Regions from separate parts of the Homo sapiens genome. Here region 2 is linked to region 1. The links are chromatin contacts, found by Hi-C or POLR2A ChIA-PET in ENCODE. All regions are on one chromosome and are shown on one strand. Each heading gives the region's core, a stretch centred on a gene start or an enhancer-like site at or near the end of the contact. The rest is flanking DNA. Distances are from core to core; before and after follow the strand shown.

Region 1 (2,500 bases), core at 1-2,500:
GAGGCATAGGCCTGGGCCCCGGTCACGTCGCCAACCATCTTCCTGTCCCTAGACTGGGGGAGAGGAGATGGTGAGGGGACCAGGATCCCCCAGCTGAGAGCCGCGTGCTATGGCTCCAGCTCCTCACTGTCTCCTCCCTGCCCTGAGATCAGGGACCACCTCCTCCCCTTCCTCACCCGGCTCAGACTCTCCAGGAGCCTCGGGGCTCATCCTCCTTCTGCCTTGGCCCCAGCACAGGCTGTTCTCCCCACCATGGGGTGAAGTCACCTGTGAGTTCCCTTCTCACTTTCTGGGAGAGCCTGGGTGCCAGTCTGGAAGGTGAAGGTGTAATTTCTTACTGGGCTATAGGGAGAACTGCTCTGGGCTAGTGGATAGCCGGGGACAGACTCTGAGCCAGCCAGCCAGCCTCCTGGAGCCTCCTCCTAGACCTGCACTGGGCAGATTCCCCAAGCCACACACACACACAGATCACACAGACAAAGCCACTGACGTGGGCACACACAGGACAGACGTGCACACAAACTCACAGTCACAGGGACACACAAGTCCCCACCCCAGGCAGCATGTGGGCAGGTGGAGCCCCAGGCTCACCGGCACCCCCTGGATTTCCGCCAGGGCCATACGCACCTTCACGGAGTACGCGAATGCTATGAAGCCCAGGCAGCAGGTGTTCATGAAGAGGGTGTTGAACAGGGACCAGACCACATGGTCAGGCACGGAGGTCTCGCTGCGGATGTGGATCACGGTGGACATCGGGGGAGCAGGGTTGTGGGGCACCCCCAGCATAGCCACTTCCTGCTCCTCCTTGAGCATCTCGTAGTTGGGAGGCTGGCCGCTGTTGACAGGAGAGAAGGTTTGCACAATGTGGTTCATGGTGACCAGCGGTGATCGGGTTACCGGGATGGTTCTCAGTGAGCCCTCCCTTTCCCCAGTAGTTCCGTTTTCTCAACAGTTTCCTCTTCCTGGCATTTGTCAAATGCAGAGCTGGCCAGGGCCAGATAAGGGCAGAACAAATTCCTGAGGATCAAATTACTTTAGGAGAGGGAGGAAAGAGGGGCTGAGGGCTAAGAGGGGCTTCCTCTCTAGAGCCCAAAGGAGCACAAGTCTCATCTTGTTAGTGGTGTGGGGTCCTGGAGACTTCCCCTGTGTTGGGAGTCTCCACACCCCAGGCCAGCAGCTGCAGGACCTCACTGTCCCGGTTCAGGGCTCCTGCCAGGCCTGCGCTGACGCCTCCACACTCCAGGCCCCACAACCGTTTCCCCAAAGCCCTCACCTCTGCCGGGCGCCGTGGCTCACGCCTGTAATCCCAGCACTTTGGGAGGCTGAGGTGGGAGGATCATGAGGTCAGGAGATCGAGACCATCCTGGCTAACACGGTGAAACCCCGTCTCTACTAAATATACAAAAAAAAATTAGCCGGGTGTGATGGCGGGCACCTGTAGTCCCAGCTACTTGGGAGGCTGAGGTAGGAGAATGGCGTGAACCGGGGAGGCGGAGCTTGCAGTGAGCCAAGGTTGTGCCACTGCACTCCAGCCTGGGCAACAGAGCCAGACTCCGTCTCAAAAAAAAAAAAAAGCCCTCATCTCACTTGTCACAGGCCTCATCTGCTGACATCCCTTGTCCTTTGCTGGGGTTGCAGTCCTGCTCCATGCGGGTTTGGGGGTTAAAGGTCCCCGTGTCTCCTGGTGCAGGTCAGAGGGTTGGCGGCCAATGTTGCCTGCCCCAAAGGAGCCCTCCAGGCCCAGGAAAGGGGACTCTGGGAGCACTGACAGAAGAGGGGGCTGTGGGATGCCAATAGCAGAGACCTGGACGGTGGAGTTAGAAGCCATGGCCCTTTCCCCTGGAGGCCCACCTGGGTGACGGCTCCCAGACCCGCTCCACACAGCCCAGCAGCACCCACGCTGCCCAGAGCTCTGGCTGGCTGGTCCCTGGGGCACCCTCCAGATTTCCAGGTTCTGATCATCTCTGCCTCTTCCCTGGGTCCTCACACGGGTGCCAGCTGCTTCCTGTAGTTGCCGCCTGTTTTTCCCATGAACCGGTGCTGCCTCTGAGCAGCTCCTGAGGTTACAGCCTCCCTGTGGAAACACCTTGTGTGGCCTCTGGGCTTCTTCCTGGACCTTCCTTGGCAGAGGCTATTGCAGCAAACAGAGCTGATGCTGTGCACTTGAGCTTGTCAGAGGGGACAGTGCGGGTCACAGGGGCAGGAACGTGGCCTGCAGGCCTATGTGCACCGCGACCTGCGCCCTGTTTAATTCCTGATGTGCTACATGGGCCCATTTTCCTGGGCTTATTCTCCCACCAGGCCAGACTCCGCAGAGGACATCGCTGAGGGTGGAATTTACAGAGATGGGCAGCTGCTCACCCTGCTGTAGCCTTTCACCTCAGCGGGTGGTCAGGTCCACGTCAGTATTCCAGAGTTTACATGACGGTAGCGTGCAGCCGTGTAACTGCAGAGTGATGTGTTTGAGTAACGATGACTTTGGCTCTATAAGATAAATTTT
Region 2 (3,868 bases), core at 962-3,461, 110 kb before region 1:
TCAGGAAATGGCTCGGGGCCGGGGAGGTTCCCGCGTCGCCCGGAAGCCCGAGCTCGCCCGCGTCCTGGCCCTTTCCAGGGCTGGGGGAAGGGAGGAAAGTGGGCGAAGGGGGCGGGGGCCACCCTTTCCTCTGCCCGACGTGGTCAGCGGCTTTTTGGTGACCCTCGCGCAGAACAGAGCGGGGCTAGGAGCGCCGAGGCGCGCAGGGATCCCACCTCGGTCGCCCAAGCCTGGATCCCAGCTCGAGGCTTCCTGAGGCGCCGAGGGCGGACCAAGAGTCAGGCTGGGGCCCGAGCTCGCCCGGCGCCGGGTGGAGCTTCCGCCATCCGCGCGCCTCTGCCCCGGCCGAGCGCCCCGAGCCGCACCCCCGTGCCCGCCTCCCGCGCGCGTCCTCGTTCTCCGCCCTCCTCACTTGGAGGGCGCCCAGGGCGCAGGTGGGCGCGGGGTAGGGGAGCGAACCAGAGCCCCTCGGCCTGCGGGGCCGCAGCCTTTTACCCACGTTCCTGCTTCAGGACAGGCGCTGGGGGCCCAGCGCGCACGGGGAGCGGAGGGGCGGCGCGTCCGAGCTGAGCGGGAGTCGCCCGCAGGGTGCTGGGTGCTGAGCGTCGAACCCACCGGGCAGGGGCGGCCGCGGACCGAGGACGCTGGCTGGGTCTGAGGGCGGGAGGAGCTGGCGCTTTCTAAGAACCTCAAGGTGCCCAGCAGAGTGCGGTGGGCAGTGCGAGGCGACCAGGGCCAGGCTTGGACTGAGATTCTGGGCGCCTCGGAAGAGCTGTGCGGGCGAGGGTCGGAGACTTTGTGGGTGTTCATGCTCACCCTGGACGGTGGACCTGGGGGCTCGGGGGTGCAGGACGTTAGCAGAGAGAGGGAAGGAGAGGGTGCCAAGCCAGCCCTGAGAGATGGTGACGCTGAGACCGGGTGCACAGAGCAGCCGCCGAGCCGGGGCTTCACAGTTGGCGGCTGACCCCAGGGCCTGTGCTGGAGGCCCTGCTCCTGCTTCCTGCGGGGGTGCCCTGGGCCCTGCTGTGCCTGCTTCCTGACCTGCAGTGTGGGGAGAACCTTCTTGAGGGGCTTCCAAGGACCCACTTCAAGGAGGGGCTGGTACCAGGCTCTGTGGGGGAAGGGGTGCTGTCTTTGGGACCCTGAGCCCAAGGCCCACCATCACCCAAGGCTGAGTACCGGGACAAAGGAAGGTCCTAGCAGGGCTGGGACTCAGTCAGACAAGTACCTGTAGAAAGCCTGCTGCTGAGAGGGTGCTCAGCCAGGGCCGGGAGGCTGGATGGCAGCCCTCCACAATGAAGCCCTGCCCCCATGTGGCTGAGGGCAGGGCCAGGGTCCAAAGGAGACCCTTGTCTGATTCTGTGGGCAATACCAGCCACCGGTCACTGGGTCCCCAGTCCCAGGTCAACCTGGGGAGTGTCAGTTTGGTGACAACAGGAGATGCCATCTGCCCCTCATCTGCTCTGAGCCAGGAGCCTCGGCCACCTGTGTTTGCTCCTTATTTGGAAAAGGGGGCGCTGCCCTCCCACCCCAGCCTGAAGGGAAGGTCCACAAGATGCCATAGTCCCTTGTAACTGCTCACCCATCGGGGGAGCTATGTCTGGGAGAGGGACGGGGAGAGGGCGGAAGAGTTCTGCTGGAGCCCCATTGTTGACCGGGAGTTTCTGAAGGCCCTGTTCCCCGGGGTCAGAGGTCAAAGACACATGGGGGAGCAAACCGGCCCCTTGGCTCCTGAGTGTGAGCTCTAGTAGCGTCTGGAAGGCATGCCGCGCGGTCCCCGGTCCTCCTTGTATGTGTGCAGGGTGGCCCTGGCGGGGGTCTCCTGGCTGGAGGACCCCCCATGCATTACCCCTGGAACCTGCCCCTTTGAGCACCCCCCACCCCACAACACACACGCACACACACAAACGCACGCACACGCACATACTGCACACACATTGCACACACGCAGACACACTGCACACACACACACACACACACACACACACACACACACACACACGCTGCACAGAGGAAAGTGCCGTGCCTGGGTGGGTTGGGGCGGGCTCCAGAGGAAGGAGCCGCTTGACTCAGAGCTACAGGAAGAGCCGGGGCAGGCGGGGTGAGAACCACCAACTGCCCGTCCTCCCGCCCGCCTAGGGAAGGGGTGGGTGCCTGGGTGGGGTTTAGGGTTAGGAGAGGATGTGACTGCAAGGCCAGGAAGCTACAGGGAAAGTTCTGATCAAAATACACAAAGACACAAGCCAGGTCCCCACCGCGCTTGGCGATGCATCCATAGCAGCCTTGGTGCTGTGGACACTCCCTGGGGCCCAGCGAAGGGGAGAGTTTGCTCCCAAAGGCGCACCAATGACCAACATTTGCCCCCCGGAGGAAAGAACTGGAACCAGGTGACTGCCTTCCCCGCTGCTCTGAGTGAGCCTGTGTCAGGGCCTGGCTGAGAGGAGGCCCACGGCGCCCAAGACCCATATGCATGTGTGTGCATGTGTGTGTGAGACAGAGCGAGGGGCAGCAGGAGGCTGTGTCGCATCAGCGGCCAAGGGTGGGTGTCAGGTGCAGTGTGTGTGCTGTGGGGTGCCTGTGGTCCTAGGCTCTGTGACAAGCGTTGCAATGGGTGTTGTATATACTCAACAGTTGTGTGAGGGGTCTGCAGCCTAAGCTGTGTGCAGTGGTAATGGGAGGTGTGTGTGGTAGGAAGTGTGCTGTGTAGGAGGTGCAAGTGTGCACACGGGCTGAGACTGAAGCTCTGTGCAGGTGCACATGGGCCAGAGGGCTGTGTGTATGTGATGTGTGCAGGGGAGGAGGGGCAGAGGAGAGGGTGCAGGGGAAGTTAGGGAGGGGAGGGGGTACAAGGAAAGGTGTGCAGGGGAGAGGGTGCAGGGAAAGGTGGGGAGGGGAGAGGGTGCAGGGGAAGGTAGGCAGAGGAGAGGGTGCAGGGGAGAGGGTGCAGGGGAAGGTGTGCAGGGAAAGGTGGGGAGGGGAGAGGGTGCAGGGGAAGGTAGGCAGAGGAGAGGGTGCAGGGGAAGGTGTGCAGGGGAGAGGGTGCAGGGAAAGGTGGGGAGGGGAGAGGGTGCAGGGGAAGGTAGGCAGAGGAGAGGGTGCAGGGGAAGGTGTGCAGGGAAAGGTGGGGAGGGAGAGGGTGCAGGGGAAGGTAGGCAGAGGAGAGAGTGCAGGGGAAGGTGTGCAGGGGAGAGGGTGCAGGGAAAGGTGGGGAGGGGAGAGGGTGCAGGGGAAGGTAGGCAGACGAGAGTACAGGGAAAGGTAGGGAGGAGAGAAGGTGCAGGAGGAGGCAGGCAGAAGAGAGGGTGCAGGGGAAGGTGGGGAGGGGAGAGGGTGCAGGGGGAGGCAGGCAGAGGAGAGGGTTCAGGGGAGAGGGTGCAGGGGAAGGTGGGCAGGGGAAGGTGGGGAGTGGAGAGCGTGCAGGGGGAGGCAGGCAGAGGAGAGGGTGCAGGGGAAGGTGCGTAGGGGAGAGGGAGCAGGGGAGAGGGTGCGGGAAGAGGGTGCAGGGGAGGGTTTGCAGGGAGAGGGTGCAGGGGAGAGGGTGCAAGGAGAGGCAGGCAGCGGAGAGGGTGCAGAGGAGGGTTTGCAGGGGAGGGCACCTGCTTTCTTGCTGTGCTCGTATCCTGGCAGTCTGCCCTTGACTTCCAGAAGGCTCTGAGGCTGCTTTTGGAGGGAGGACTTTGAGGTCTGAGCTTGGGGCGGTCACGGAAGCACTGCAGGAGATGCCAGGGGTTCTGCTGGGCTGGCGGTGTGACCTCCCGGGCTTGCTGTGAGGGGTTGGTTTCCTGGGAAGTGTGTGCTTTAAGGACCCTCAGTGGGTGGTTCCCCTGGGTCAAGGACTTTCCTTGGAGTGTCCTCCACCGCAAAGGAC

The links. A loop is a pair of places that touch in the nucleus more often than their neighbours do. ChIA-PET counts read pairs that join two places held with the same protein, here RNA polymerase II (POLR2A). Pooled maps may share reads with other maps.
Region 2: a loop to region 1 is called in a map of heart left ventricle, with 3 times the contacts of the local background. The contact joins the promoter of SIGIRR here to the promoter of IFITM2 in region 1. A Hi-C loop is called at or near these places in 7 of 168 maps with a recorded cell type or tissue (CD4-positive, alpha-beta memory T cell, CD8-positive, alpha-beta T cell, heart left ventricle and 2 more), 1 of 37 single-sample maps with no recorded cell type and 14 of 50 pooled maps. POLR2A ChIA-PET finds 5 or more read pairs at or near these places in 16 of 52 experiments (A549, AG04449, CD4-positive, alpha-beta T cell and 11 more).

The regions. Positions count from the first base shown.
Region 1 is chr11:306,566-309,065 of GRCh38, reverse strand. IFITM2 (interferon induced transmembrane protein 2) reads right to left here and starts at 1,250. Exons shown (of 2, transcript NM_006435.3): 1 at 628-1,250; 2 at 1-53. The coding sequence starts at 873. RefSeq lists enhancers at 1-69, 90-209, 590-1,009.
Region 2 is chr11:413,342-417,209 of GRCh38, reverse strand. SIGIRR (single Ig and TIR domain containing) reads left to right here and starts at 2,211. Exons shown (of 10, transcript NM_001135054.2): 1 at 2,211-2,387. RefSeq lists silencers at 1-28, 239-318, 349-468, 529-598 and an enhancer at 1,119-1,738.